2 separate regions of the Homo sapiens genome follow, and region 2 is linked to region 1. The links are chromatin contacts, found by Hi-C or POLR2A ChIA-PET in ENCODE. All regions are on one chromosome and are shown on one strand. Each heading gives the region's core, a stretch centred on a gene start or an enhancer-like site at or near the end of the contact. The rest is flanking DNA. Distances are from core to core; before and after follow the strand shown. Region 1 has its middle 96 kb from the start of LINC02177. Region 2 has its middle 39 kb from the start of LINC02177.

Evidence for each region. A loop is a pair of places that touch in the nucleus more often than their neighbours do. ChIA-PET counts read pairs that join two places held with the same protein, here RNA polymerase II (POLR2A).
Region 2: a map of pancreas shows a loop between it and region 1 (4-fold over the local background). The contact joins two enhancer-like sites. A Hi-C loop is called at or near these places in 1 of 168 maps with a recorded cell type or tissue (pancreas). POLR2A ChIA-PET finds 5 or more read pairs at or near these places in 1 of 52 experiments (activated naive CD4-positive, alpha-beta T cell).

Annotation. Positions count from the first base shown.
Region 1 is chr16:9,256,302-9,263,548 of GRCh38, reverse strand. No RefSeq gene overlaps it. Among named protein-coding and RNA genes, the nearest start is that of LINC02177, 96 kb to the left of the region's middle. RefSeq lists an enhancer at 4,763-5,057. Within about 2 kb of position 2,713, at least 3 of the 41 ENCODE cell types and tissues checked have a DNase peak (open chromatin) inside an H3K27ac peak, as active enhancers do.
Region 2 is chr16:9,313,415-9,320,661 of GRCh38, reverse strand. No RefSeq gene overlaps it. Among named protein-coding and RNA genes, the nearest start is that of LINC02177, 39 kb to the left of the region's middle. RefSeq lists a silencer at 6,458-6,682. Within about 2 kb of position 3,826, at least 3 of the 41 ENCODE cell types and tissues checked have a DNase peak (open chromatin) inside an H3K27ac peak, as active enhancers do.

The DNA of each region.
Region 1 (7,247 bases), core at 1,464-3,963:
CTCCAGTAATTCATCATTGAATTGAAAGCATTACATACGGGAAGAGCAAAAATCTAATTCCAGCTCATTTCAATAAGAATTGATCTAAGGGTTCATTACATAAAGTAATTTTTACTAACACAACTTTGAACGCGTCCTCCAACAAGGGTTAGAATCTCTCCCATGATAGCGGGAGCCGATCAGGGGAAATCTGCATGCAGATAAATGCTGCCTGCTAAGTTGCAGATTCCTTGCGTTCAATTTAACTAAGTTGTTTTTCTTTTTTAATGTTTGCTTAATATTGGAGAGGGCTGGGAAACTGGAGTTAGGGATTATTTTTAAAAGAGATCTAGGGGCCAGACGCAGTGACTCATGCCTGTAATCCCTGAACCTTTGGAGGCAGACGCAGGAGGGTTGCTTAAGCCCAGGAATTCAAGACCAGCCTGGGCAACATAGTGAGACACTATCTCTACCAAAAAAAAAAAAAAAATTTAAAATTAGTCGGACATGGTGGCATGCTCCTATAGTCCCAGGAAGGCCGAGGTGGGAGGATTGCTTGAGCCCTGAGGTCAAGACTCCAGGGAGCTGTGATCACGCCACTGCACCCCAGCCTGGATGACAGAGTGAGATCCTGTCTCAAAAAGAGGGTGGGGGAGGGGATCTAGGATCTCAAATGCAGATTCATTTGTCTCCATGAGCTGTGCAGCCTTAACTGCACTTCTCTAACTCTAGTACTTCGTCTATAAAAATACTTATATTTCATGTGATAATTGAATAAGAAAATGGACGTAAAGTACTTCACAGAGGTTAAAGTTCCTGATGAAAGGTAGCTTTTAAAAAGCTCATAAACCGTTCACTAGTTCATGATCTCAAGACATTAATACCTACCTGGCCTGACAGCCTTTAAAAGAGTGAACGAATGTGTGTGGTATGCAATGACTGTTAGTTCCAATCTCCTCCCCTTTGAGTGGGCTTGAGTGAAATCCTCCAACATCCAAATATACCCAGGCTTGTGTCTGATTGGCCCAGCAGTGAGACTCAAATAGCTGAGTCTTCCATCAAGAACCTTAACCTCTGCTAGCTGGACCAAGATACCTGATTCCTTAAGCAAAAGAAACAATTTGTCTATCTCTTTTTTTTTCCTTTTTGAGACGGAGTCTCACTCTGTCACCCAAGCTGGAGTCCATCGGCTCAATCTTGGCTCACTGCAACCTCTGCCTCCTGGATTCAAGCGATTCTCTTGCCTCAGCCTCTCAAGTAGCTGGGATTACAGGCGCTTGCCACCACACCCGGCTAATTTTTGTATTTTTAGTAGAGATGGGGTTTCGCTATGTTGGCCAGTCTGGTCTCGAACTCCTGACCTCAGGCGATCCACTCGCCTCGGCCTCCCAAAGTGCTGGGATTAAAGGCATGAGCCACCCCACTCGGCCTCCTCTATCTCTTATTAAATAGGTTTTTCTAGGCTCAAAGAACAGACCTCTGGCTAAATTCAGAAGTTCTTAACTTTGAATACTCATTGGGGTCATCAGATGAGGGATGGGGGGCTTTGAAAAACCCTGTGCCCAAGCTGTACCCAAAACCAGTTAGATTCTCTGGGCATGGGACCCAGATGTCAGTATTTTTTAAAGCTCCCAGATGCAACAACAAAAAATAAAATAAAATAACCCAATTAAAAAATGGGCAAAGGACTTGAATAGGCATTTCTCCAAAGATGGTATATAAATGGTTCTATGTTCCTGGAACAGGGGAGCCAAGACAGGATGTGGTGGGAGGTGGGCTAGGAAGATTTAGTCCTCAGACTTCTGCCACGCACGGGTTTGAGGGCAATGGGGAGGGAGCCTTGGAACGTGTTAAGCAGATGAGTAATCTAGTCAGATTGACGTTTCTGGAAAATTACTCTCACTACAAAATAAAGAGTAGATTGGATGGTGTGTGACCAGAGGCAGAAAGACCAGTTTGGAGTCGCTGGGTGGACCCAAGGTCAAACATTTCTAGGACAGTGGTTCTTACACATGCCTGGAAATCTTCTGTAGGGCTTGCTAGAGCACAGATTGATTCAGTAGCTCTGGGCTGCAACCAAGAATTCACATTTCTAACAAGTCCCCAGGCAATGCAGGTGCTGCTGGTCTGGGAACCTGACTTTGAGAACCACTGCTCTAGGTGGTAGTGATGTTAGAAGGGGGGTTCATTTGGAAAGCAGCTTCACAGTTCTAGGCTGGTGGTTCTAGGTCAAGATTTAATGCTGGCTGCACATTAAAATCACCTGGAGAGACTGGGCCCCACCACATCCCCCTTCACTGATTCATCTGATCTTGGGTAAGGTCTAGGTGTGAGCACTGAGAAGCCTGCAAATGACTCTAGTGTGAAATCCGGGGCGAAAACCAATCCTTGCTGCTCAAAGTGTGGTCCACGGCCCAGCATCTTCAGCACTATCTGGTAATGAATGAGAGCTGCATCCCAGACCCACAGAACCAGCCTCTGCATTGTAACACAGTTTCCCAGTGGTTCCTTTGCACGTGAAAGTTTGAGAAGCATGGATGTAAATAGCATCTGGCCTGAAATGGGATTCCAGAAACAGCTGGAAGCACAGGGGAGGTGGAATCCAGCCCCCAGCATGATAACCCGGACAAGGACTCTGGGGAGAAGAGAGATTCATTCATTTATTCCAATGGACTATAATGACCTTCCCTGTGTGCTGGGCATTGTGCCAAGTGCTACAGAAATAGGAGGCAGGCACCTGGCCTCAAGGCCAATAAGACATGACAATAATAAAATGAAAGGCCAAGAGCTCTCACGATGAAGTTCTAGAGGTGCTTCTGAACGGGGGCCAGGTCAGCAACTCCAGCACCAGCTCCCTGAGAGCAAGGACCTCTCCCCAGCACACAACATGCCAGGCACCTGCCAGATTTCCATAAATGTTTGCTGAAAGAATGCCAAATTCGGTGGCACTGGAGGTGGACCTTCCAGGTGGGGAAAAATTACTATGGGCAGAAATGAGCCAGGACTTTGCAAATCGACAGACCCCCCAGGGCCAAACCAGGTTATGGTAAAGGCCAGGATGTGTGTGAGGGACCAAGTGCATGGTGCCATTTGGCTGGATCTAGATCTGGTCAGCACTCTTTCTCTGCACAGAGCCAGAGAGTAAACATTTCAGGCCTTGTGGGCCATGCAGTCTCTGTTGAAACAATTCGACTCTGCCCTGATACTGTGAAAGCAGACATAGACAATCAGTAAACACATGGGTGGCTGGATTCCAATCAAACTATCTACAAAAGCAGGCTGCAAACCAGATTTGGCCCGAAGGCCCCTGATCTAGAATAAGAGAGGAAAAAGCTGGAGATGAAGCCGCAAAGGTAACTTGGAGGTCGTTAGGAGATCACAGAAGGCCTTGGCTACCACGCAAGGGAGGGCAGACCTTGAATCAGCAGTGGGAAGCTCTATGTTGGACATTAAAGTGCAAGGGTCAGCTTGGAGGACTCCATCAGACAGAAATGTGTGAGATAAGATCAGGAGCTGGGGGAGGAGAAGTGGGGTCAGGGGGACCTTTAGGAGATTTGGGGTGGCTCCCAAAGTTCTAGACAACCAAGAGCCAGAGCAGCGGCACCCAAAGAGAAAAACTGGGGTGCAAGAGATGCTTTGGTGGCCAAGGTAGTGAGGGAAAAGGAGGGGTTGGTTGGAAACAGTGCATTTTCTGGTCACTGGGGTGATGAAGAGGATGCTGTAGGCAAAGACAGGGAAGCTGGCAGGATCTTGGGGAGTGAGGATCTGGATCTGGAAGCTCAGGGAAAGCATGTTGAGCCCAGCAAAATCCGAATCTGCGGCAGCATGAGGCCCCCCATCGACTCCCCATCGCCCCACCCTCCCACCCCAACACACCCAAGCGCAGAGGCATCTGGAGACAACATTTGGGAAAAGCAAGAGTAAAAGGTTAAAATGCAGGGCTGGACTGGCTGCTGTTGTTCCCAAAGATATGAATCTGAGAGACAGAGCTCACCCCAGGCTGGGGTGAATCCCTGCATTCGGGAGCCAGAAGGAGCTTCAGAGCAGCACTCCTCAAACCTCAATGTGTCGCAAACCCCCTAGAGAGGCTGTTAAGTAAGATTCTGCTGCAGCAGGCTGAACTAGAGGCCCAGACCTTGCAATTCCAACAAGAGCCCAGTGGTGCCGATGCTGCCAGCCCAGGACCACACTTTGAAAATCGAGACCATGAACTCATTCCTCTAACGTCTGTTGTCACCTAAACGAGGACAGTGAGGATCACTGTGCTACCATTTGGTTGAGTGACTAAAACACACTAGTCACTGGAGATACTGAGAAAATAGCAAAAGGAGCTAACATTTGAGCCCTTGCTATGAGCCAGACACCACCTAAGAAACCTCCATCTGTCACTCATCCATTCCTCGCAGGGGAAGGACCAGCCATGAGGCAGGCTTCACGAGTGCCCCCGTTCTCCAGACGATTTAATGGCCTCAGCACAAGGCAGCCACACTGCAGAGCTAGAACTCCATCGCTGCACTCAAAGAGGACAGCAACGGACCACCTAGGCAAGCTATGCGTCCTCCTAATCGAGGCAAGCTCTTCAACTACATTGGACTCAAGGCATCATGAACCTCCTAAGTGAAGTGGGCTGCAGGGATCACATATCTGCTAGCAGTAGGGACACCCACGGGGCCATGTGGCTAGGATGTTACCCATGGACAATTCTTTCGCTTTGCTTCTGAGACACTAAAGCACTAAGCCCTTAGACGAGACACTTCCACAGAGCCCATGTAATGCAAATAAATGCCCCCAAATAAAAGGGAAATAATCTGGTGCAGAATTTTGTAGCTGGTGCGTATTTGATGGGCATGATTTTCAGAAGTGGCTCCCAGCCCCTTTGTCAAGGTCCTGGGGTGCAGTTCCTGCCAGGTGTTGCGATACTACCACCTAGTGGCAATGTGGAGGTCTGCTGCGGAAGTCGAAGCGTCTAAACCCCCAAAACAACAGGGTAGGCTGCATTCTGTTAACACCAGTCTGGGCGGTGGCTGTTTTTAGCTGGGTCTCTCCTTCTGTGCCACTTTCATCATGGAAACTGGCTCTCTAGACCCAAAAAAAGCTGCGACGTGCTCTGCAAAAGCTGTTTGAGGGCCAATTTTAGCTGCATTTCTTGGAATTTGGGCTCCCAGGAGGAAGGAGGGATGTGCGGTTTCAGGAAGCTGTGCATCTTCTTCCTGGAGGCTGTTCTGGCCATGAGATCATGGATCCCTTTGGGTTCTGCACTGCACCCTGCAAAGGAGTATTTGGGTTTTATACATGGCAGCAACTGTGTCCTGGGAGAGTTTTCTTCATGTGGATCAAGAGCTTTCTTCATATGGATCATTTCATTGATGCTTACAAATAACCCTACAAAGACATTTAGAATGATGCCCATTTTACAGATGAGGAAATCAAGAGTTGGGAAAGTTAAGTGACTTGGCCAAGGTCATAGAGCTGGTACCTACCAGAGCCATGATTGCAACTCCAGAGTTTGTCCTCTACACCCAGAACCCAAACAAAGCATTAATCAAGAGTTCAAAGTCCCAGGTTCACCCACACTCTGCTGCCAATTCACTGTCTGACTTTGAGCAGGTCATTTAACCTCTCTGGGTCTCAGTCTCCTCGATGATAAAATGGGTGTGTTCCTCATAGATCCTGCTTCACAAGGTTATATGAGGATCCAAGAAGAAATCTGATATCCTTTGACTCAGTGGTTCTGTTTCCTGGCCTGGGGGACATCAGACTCCCAGAGTGTTCTACAGATTCCAGGAGATGGATGAGGATAGGCTCAGGATCGTGACACATGAAACTCTGCTCCATGAGCTGGGGACTGCCATTTGTTTGATTACCATTGTGCAAAGAGCTTAGTTAGCCCCTGGTAGGAAACTGAAGAGATGACCACCTACTATGTGTCAGGCCCTTATGCTGCGCATTGGATGTGCAAACGTAAGTGAGACATAGAGTTCATGGCCATGTGGCAGAGACTGACAGGTAGCCACGTGGACCCCTATACATTAAGGACTGTGACGGAATAAATATGGGGTGGAGGAGAGGGATATGGGATCACAGAAGGTCCCCGATCTAGCTTGACAGGATAGGCACCAGAGAAGCCTTCCTAGAAGATCTGACTCTAGTGGAGCCCACAAAGCTGTTAATCAGGTAAGAAAGGAAAGAAAAGAAGACTCTTGAGAGATCTGCAGGCCACGTGACATGCCAGTGCCCTGGAGGTCAACCTGACCCAAAGACAGAAGCTTTACCAGACTGCACCATCTCCAGAATCCTAGAAATCTCTCAAGTTCCTTCCCTTCCCGCTGCTTTCCAAAGCAACCAAGTCACTATTCACCTAATAACAAACAAACAACAACAACAACAAATTAGCCATTGTCCATGTCAGCCAAGGTCCAATTTCATGCCTTAAGATTTTGGACAGGTCATTGGAAGGCTATCCATCCCTGCTGCCACCATGCCAAGCCTCAAAATGCTAAATTAAATATAGGTAAAATGACAGGCTCACTTTTCCTATCTTTTACCTTGCTTGCAGATGGCTGTCACCTAGTCGGGGACCTGCAGGTACAACTGTTTAATATCTCACTGTTTCTTCACTGATACAATGTTGTCCTCCAGGAAATAGCCAGCAATGTCTGGAGACATGTTTGGTTGTCATAACCAGGGGGTGAGAGAGATGTTGCTACAGGCATCTGGTGGGTAGAGGCCAAGGACACTGCTCAACATCCCACAGTGCGCAGAACAGCCCCTACCACAAAGAACGATGTGGCCCAAGACACCACTAGTCCAGAGGTGGTAAAACCCTGTTGCATCCTGTTGAGCTGACCATGGAGGGCACTAAAGGAAGCCATTAGGCCACTGATGAGCATTCAGAGCCCTCCTGGATAGAGATGGAGGGAAAGGGGATGTGAAGTTTTCTATCTGACTTTATTTTTACCATATTGCATTATTCATCCATGTGGTTTTCAGTATTTTACCCCATCACTGACCATCAACACTGCCCCAATTCCTGGGAAAAATCAGATGGTACCTCAGCCCTTTCCTATTCTCCATTCATTCCACCCACGTGGACTGAGCACCTAATGCATGCCAGGCACACGATGGTGCTTAAGGCATAGCCTCTGCTCTCAGAAGCATTCAGTCTCCTGCAGAAGGCAAGTTTGGCCCCTTATGTGACTGGAGAAATAGGACACCAGGTGCCACGACTCCAGGGGCGCCACCTCTCACCTTGTAGTCTATGGGAATGG
Region 2 (7,247 bases), core at 2,577-5,076, 56 kb before region 1:
CAGCAGCAGTTATGAAGATTTGGGAAGGCATCCCAGGCAGCAAGGATGGCATGTACAAAGGCCTTGAGGCAGGAAGGATCTTGGTGTGTTTGAAGAATAGAAAATTCGGGAACTCTCGGGTGGATCTCCTGAGGTCAGGAGTTCAATATCAGCCTGGCCAACATGGTGAAACCCCGTCTCTACTAAAATACAAAAATTAGCCAGGTGTAGTGGTGCATGCCTGTGGTCCCAGCTACTTGAGAAGCAGAAGAATCTCTTGAACCTGGGAGTTGGAGGTTGCAGTAAGCCAAGATGGTGCCACTGCACTCCAGCCTGGGCAATAGAGCAAAAAGAAAAAAGAAAAAAAAAAAAAGAAAATTCAGGAACTCTGAAGAAGAAGGGTGAGAGGGAAAGTGGTGGGAGACAGGACTGGAAAGGTGTGGAATTTTGAATCCTGATAGTTGAATACCCTGCAAATCTTTGCTTAACTGCAAAGTGTTATAAGCCATAAACATGCTTATCACCATGTCTGGATCATAAAGAGAAAGCTCTTTGATAAATCCTTGTTAGATCCAATGAACTCTCCTTTTTCGTCATGGAGAATGGCTGAAAAGTTAGAAGATTTTTGACCTTTCAAAGAAATGACACAAGTGGATTTCAACAATCGCCATCTGTATAAAACTAAAGGGTCATCAGGGAGAAAGGGAACAGAATTGTTCCATGTGAAAACTAAATCCAATGGGTAAAGACCACAAGGAAAGAGATTTCAGCCCAATTTGAGACAAACTTCCTTATAATCAAACTGCACAAAGGTGAAATTGGGAGTAGTGAGTTTCCCACAACTGGAAGTGTTCAAGCCAAGGTTGAGCTTCCATGTGGTAGGAATAGGTAGAAGGAGCCCAAGTGTTGAGTAGACTGTAGACCTCCCAGGCATGCAAGTTGATGATTTTATGATAATCTTTTAATCATGCCATCTCAACACATTAGTGTTTGTTCTCTGCCTTTGTTTACAAACCCCATCAGTAAAATTCTCACAGAACACATCTACTAATAAGGTAGCAAAGACCGGAATGCATAATAAGGGATGAGTGTACCCATCCTTTGTTCAACAATACAATATTTTTCTTGAATAATGCATGAGCTGCTTTTCATTTCGGAAATGAGAGAGTCTATAATCCCACTGTGCGTCAAGCGAATATTTTTAAACATTTATAAGCAGGAGCCAAAGACAGTGGTAAGAAGCTTAGTAACAACAGAAACATGCATGGCTTGGGATCAGAATAGGCAGGGTGCTTCCATGAGAACCACAGAGGGATGGAGGAAACTGAAGAGTCACCTTTCAGTCCCCTGCTCCTAAGGTCATGGAGGGCAAAACAAACATGGGAATCTGGGTCAAGACACTCACTCCAGGGGGCTTTCCTCAAGCCAGGCTGATTTCCAGTTTCCACAGAAAACTAGACTAGGGAAGGCATATCAGCACTGAAGTTCAGTGTTTTCTTCTCAAATTAAGTTCTCTACCCAACATTCATCACTGCCCTAGCTATTTATGTGGTGGGTGAGTTCAAGGGGACAGTGACATAAACACTAGTGCCTACTTGATGTCCTCTTATTTGCTAGTATGAGAAACATTTATCACTCAGCTAAAAGACTACATTTCCCAGACTCCCTTGCAAGGCATGACCACATGACCACATTCTGACCCATGAGATGTAAAGAGATAACGGCAGAAAGGGAGGAAGAGAGACTTACAGGAAGGCTCCTTAAAAGGAGTTGACTCCAGTGAGAAGTGTCCCCTTTTTCTCATTCCTCTCTTCCCCTTTCCTGCTGCTACAGGAATGGAAAGCTCTGACTGAGACTATCCCAGTAAGCTGGAGATCATAGCGAACTCCATCCTTACTCCAATGGGAAGGAGTGTTGTCAAAACTAGTGAGATGATTATTTAACAATGCCAATATAATAGATGTTCCTTATGTGTGAGAAGGCAAGACACAGAGAAAGTAAGGGTGTGTCTGTTTGGATTTATGAATGCAGAGGCATGGAGCAATTTTCCTGAGGGAAGCATCAACACAGAGGTGGCAAAGTGTGAAGCCATTCACCAAACTAACCCTGCACGCTTATGAGTAGGAGCAGAGGAAAAGAAGGCCAAAAGAGAGGTGAAAGCCAGATCATGGAAGGTCTCAAACACCAAGCCAAGGGGGTTGACATGTATCCTTTGCTGGTTTCTCATACTAATGATACTTACCATCCTATCTGAAAAAGTTGGCCCACTTGAATCTTCTTTATTGAATGAGGAAAATGGCAGAGTGAGCTCTTTTTGCCCTTTGTCCCAAGGCAAATGGAGAATGAGGCATTTTACTATGGATACCTTGTTAGTGAGCAATTTGTGTTTTATCTCAGAGAATTTCATCAATATAGGTGAAGTAATAGTTAAAAATAGGGTTTTTTCCCTAGAAGAAAACCTAGGCATTACCATTCAGGACATAGGCATGGGCAAGGACTTCATGTCTAAAACACCAAAAGCAATGGCAACAAAAGACGAAATTGACAAATGGGATCTAATTAAACTAAAGAGCTTCTGCACAGCAAAAGAAACTACCATCAGAGTGAACGGGCAACCTACAGAATGGGAGAAAATTTTCGCAACCTACTCGTCTGACAAAGGGCTAATATCCAGAATCTACAATGAACTCAAACACATTTACAAGAAAAAAACAAACAACCCCATCAAAAAGTGGGCAAAGGACATGAACAGACACTTCTCGAAAGAAGACATTTATGCAGCCAAAAAACACATGAAAAAATGCTCACCATCACTGGCCATCAGAGAAATGCAAATCAAAACCACAATGAGATACCATCTCACACCAGTCAGAATGGCAATCATTAAAAAGTCAGGAAACAACAGGTGCTGGAGAGGATGTGGAGAAATAGGAACACTTTTACACTGCTGGTGAGACTGTAAACTAGTTCAACCATTGTGGAAGTCAGTGTGGCGATTCCTCAGGGATCTAGAACTAGAAATACCATTTGACCCAGCCATCCCATTACTGGGTATATACCCAAAGGACTATAAATCATGCTGCTATAAAGACACATGCACACGTATGTTTATTGCGGCATTATTCACAATAGCAAAGACTTGGAATCAACCCAAATGTCCAACAATGATAGACTGGATTAAGAAAATGTGGCACATATACACCATGGAATACTATGCAGCCATAAAAAATGATGAGTTCATGTCCTTTGTAGGGACATGGATGAAACTGGAAACCATCATTCTCAGTAAACTATCGCAAGAACAAAAAACCAAACACCACATATTCTCACTCATAGGTGGGAACTGAACAATGAGATCACATGGACACAGGAAGGGGAACATCACACTCTGGGGACTGTTGTGGGGTGGGGGGAGCGGGGAGGGATAGCATTGGGAGATATACCTAATGCTAGATGACGAGTTAGTGGGTGCAGCACACCAGCATGGCACATGTATACGTATGTAACTAACCTGCACAATGTGCACATGTACCCTAAAACTTAAAGTATAATAATAAAAGATAAATAAATAAATAAATAAATAAAAGAAAAAAAATAGGGTTTTTTGTAAATATATGTATTATTATTGTAACAGCTAACATGTGGGCCCTAAACTAAATACTTGTCTGAAATTAATTTTATTTATTCTTTTTGACAATGCTGTAAGGAAGACAGGACTACTCTACCACATTTAATCATAGAGAGAATGGGCTTTGAAAAGTTACATATTAACCAAGATTACACAGGTGGGGCTGGAGAGCTAGAATGCAAACTGAGCTCTGTCTGGCTCTAAAGCCAATTCCTCTAGCCACATGCTAAATCTGTAACTTCTGTGCATGATCAGAGTAGCTGAGCAAACAGAAAAACAAAGAGACATTGTTGGGTTCGCCAGAGAGAGGACCACTCATCACCCATGAGCCAAGAGCTGAAAGAGCTCTAACCTCTGAAAACACCAGAAAGTAGAGTTTCCTGCTTTCCAGCTATAAAGTGGCCACAGGAAAAAGTGTGGTGCAAGGTGAAAGAACGTCTGCAGCATCTGCTTTATGCATATGGCATCATTTCAGGCCTGCTCACTGATAAATATGACTCCAGTTAAGGCATCGTGAGGTCTGAAATTCCACAAAATTGTTTGATGGCCCAGGAGAGAAAGAATGTATCATAATTTGAGAGACAGGAGGTAACTAATCAATAATATCCTCCAACAGAAAAGCCTCTTCTATAGCCATCAAGTTGTTCTACAGCTCAAGGTGCTCCCTGCAATGGACTAAATTTCTGTGTCACACCAAAATTCATATTTTAAAACCTAAGTCTTAGTGGGAGGTTATCTGGAGGTGGGTGGTGATTACATCATGAGGGTGGAGTCCTCATGAATGAGATTAGTGTCCTTATAAAAGAGGCTAAGTCCTTTGCCCCTTCCATCATGTAAGGGCACAGCAAGATGGCACTATAAGCCAGAAAGTGGGACCTCACCAGACACTGAATCTACCTTGATCTTGGACTTCCCAGCCTCTAGAGCTGTGAGAAACAAACTTCTGTCATTTATAAGCTACCCAGTCTATGGTGTTCTGTTATAGCAGCCTGAATAGACTGAGACATTCCCCCTCAAAAACAATAATAATAATAAATAACCAACTGTAGAGTAATGCTGGTTCTTATGTATTCATTTAATCCTTCTGAAACCCCAGCATGTTGAGAATTATTATCCAAATGAGGAAAACGAGGCTTGGTGAAGTTAAGAGCCACGGCCAAGGTTACACCATCAATAGTGAGCAAGTAATTCTAATCTGACACTGAAATGGCTTCTCCACCAAGCCACTAAGCCATGGCACTTCTCACAGAGAACACCTCAAAATAGCAGAAATGAGAATTTGAATCTAGACAAAAGGGAAAAAATGAATGGGCTCTTGAATATCTATTCTCAGCAAAATCCGTCTCCCTTTTGATGTCACAGAGCCCCACCTCAGCAGAACACCATTTCCAGGCTTATTTGATGGGTTCCACCCTTTCCACAACAAGGTCTCCTTCTTGATGTAAATTGGCATTTTAATTAACATGGTTTTTATTGTGTGTGAAGCCTGCAGTAAGCAGGCTTTGGGATCCAGGAATCCCAAACACAAAGAGGAAAAAGGAAAAGAAGAAAGGATCAATAATGTGATTGATGTTCATTTTTAAGAGCCGAATTTCAATCCTTCTTCCTTCTCAGGCTTTTGACTTAATTAACCCCAGCAAATGCTAGAGGCCTGAGCTCTGGTGTCTCATCTATCTTGCTCTAAGGATTTGTCTCTTGTGGCCATAGTTTGCACATCTGAAAAGAAGGAGGTTGAGGTAGAGGCACTGCAATTGTTCTTCCAGCCCAAACTCTAAGACAGCCATCAGCAAGAATGGAAGGTTGCAGGCATTGTGTCAGCTCAGCAAGGATATGTTTAGGTAAGGAGTGAAATCATACTAGGTCCATAAAGTGGGAGTTCCAGAAGTTCGCTCTTTCAAAACCTTTATGGCATGGAGCTTACAGTTCCTTTAGCTCTTGGCTCACAAGTAGTGGAAAGACATAACCCTGGTCATCCTTTGTCCTCTGAGCCCTAATTTCTCAGAGACATGGAGACTGGTTTCCCTAGATAGTGGTGAGCTCTTGGGAGTAGGGTGGAACTGCAGAAAAGATATGGCCTTTGAAAGCCGACCATTCCACCTCCTATAGCTTTGTGACTTGGAAAAGCTACTCAGCCTCTCCACACTTCAGTTCCTTCATCTGTAAAATGCCCAGAATAATCTCACTTTCCAGGTTGCCAGATTAACAAGATCATGCTTGTTAAGTACCTAGCACTGTGCCTAGCACATAGTAGCTGTCCATTTAATAGTAGGTATTATTATTAATTGTCCTGCATGCAGTCCCTCCCATTTTTTACCTACCTCCAAGCTGGCTTGGCTTAGAAAACATAGTTATAAGTAAGCTACATATGTAAAAGGGCTTTGTAAACTGTACAGCAGTGTACTCACATAATGTCTTGGTATTATTTTACATGAATGAGCGAGATGAGATTCCCATCAAGCCAAAGGGAATAAAACAAGCATATAATATGGACCCCAAGTTTTTCATCATTCATTGTAGTCACTCACATCTGAGGATCCCCTCGGTACATGTTCTGCTTTAGTTGAGTTGAGCTGCACTGAGTTGAGCCAAGTTGAGTTCAGTTGAATTGAGCTGAGTTCAGTTGAGGTGAGCTGAGTTGAGTTCAGTTAAACCAAGTTGAGTTGAGGTGGACTTAGTTGAGTTCAGCTGAGTTGAGCTGAGCTAAGCTGAGTTGAGGTGAGCTGAACTTAGTTGAGTTGAGCTGAGTTGAGCTGAAGTTAGTTGAGCTGAACTGAACTGAACTGAGTTGAGTTGAGCTGAGCTGACTTCCATTGAGTTCAGTTGAGTTGGGCTTACCCAGGCTGAGGTGAGCTGAACTGAATTGAGCTGAGCTGAGTTCACTTGGGTTGAGTTGAGTTGAGCTCAGCTCAGCTGAGTTGAGCTGACTTCAGTTGAGCTGAGCTGAGTTGAGCTGAGCTGAGCTGACTTCAGTTGAGTTGAGCTGAGCTGAGTTGAGCTGAACTTGGCTGAGCTGAATTGAGTTGAGCTGAGCTAGCTAAATTGAGTTGAGTTGAGCAGAAGTGAGTTGAGCTGAGCTGAATTGAGTTGAGCTGAGCTTAGCTGAGCTGAATTGAGTTGAGCTGAGCTGAACTGAGTTGAGCTGAGCTGAATTGAGTTGAGCTGAGCTTAGCTGAGCTGAATTGAGTTGAGCTTAGTCGAGTTGAACTGACCTTAACTGAGCTGAATTGAGTTGAGTTGAGCTGAGTTGAGTTGAGCTGAGCTGAGTTGAGCTGAGTTGAGTTGAATTGAGCTGAGCTGAATTGAGCTGAGCTAAATTGAGTTGAGTTGAGCAGAATTGAGTTGAGCTGAAATGAACTGAGTTGAGCTGAACTGAACTGAGTTGAGCTGAGCTGAACTGAGTTGAGCTGAGCTAAGCTGAGTTGAGCAGAACTGAGTTAAGCTGAGCTGAATTGAGTTGATCTGAGCTGAACTGAGTTGAGCTGAGCTAAGCTGAGTTGGGCTGAGCTTAGCTGAGCTGAAATGAGTTGAGCCGAGCTGAACTGAGTTGAGCTGAGCTGAACTGAGTTGAGCTGAGCTTAGCTGAGCTGAATTGAGTTGAGTTGAGCTGAGCTGAATTGAGTTGAGCTGAGCTGAACTGAGT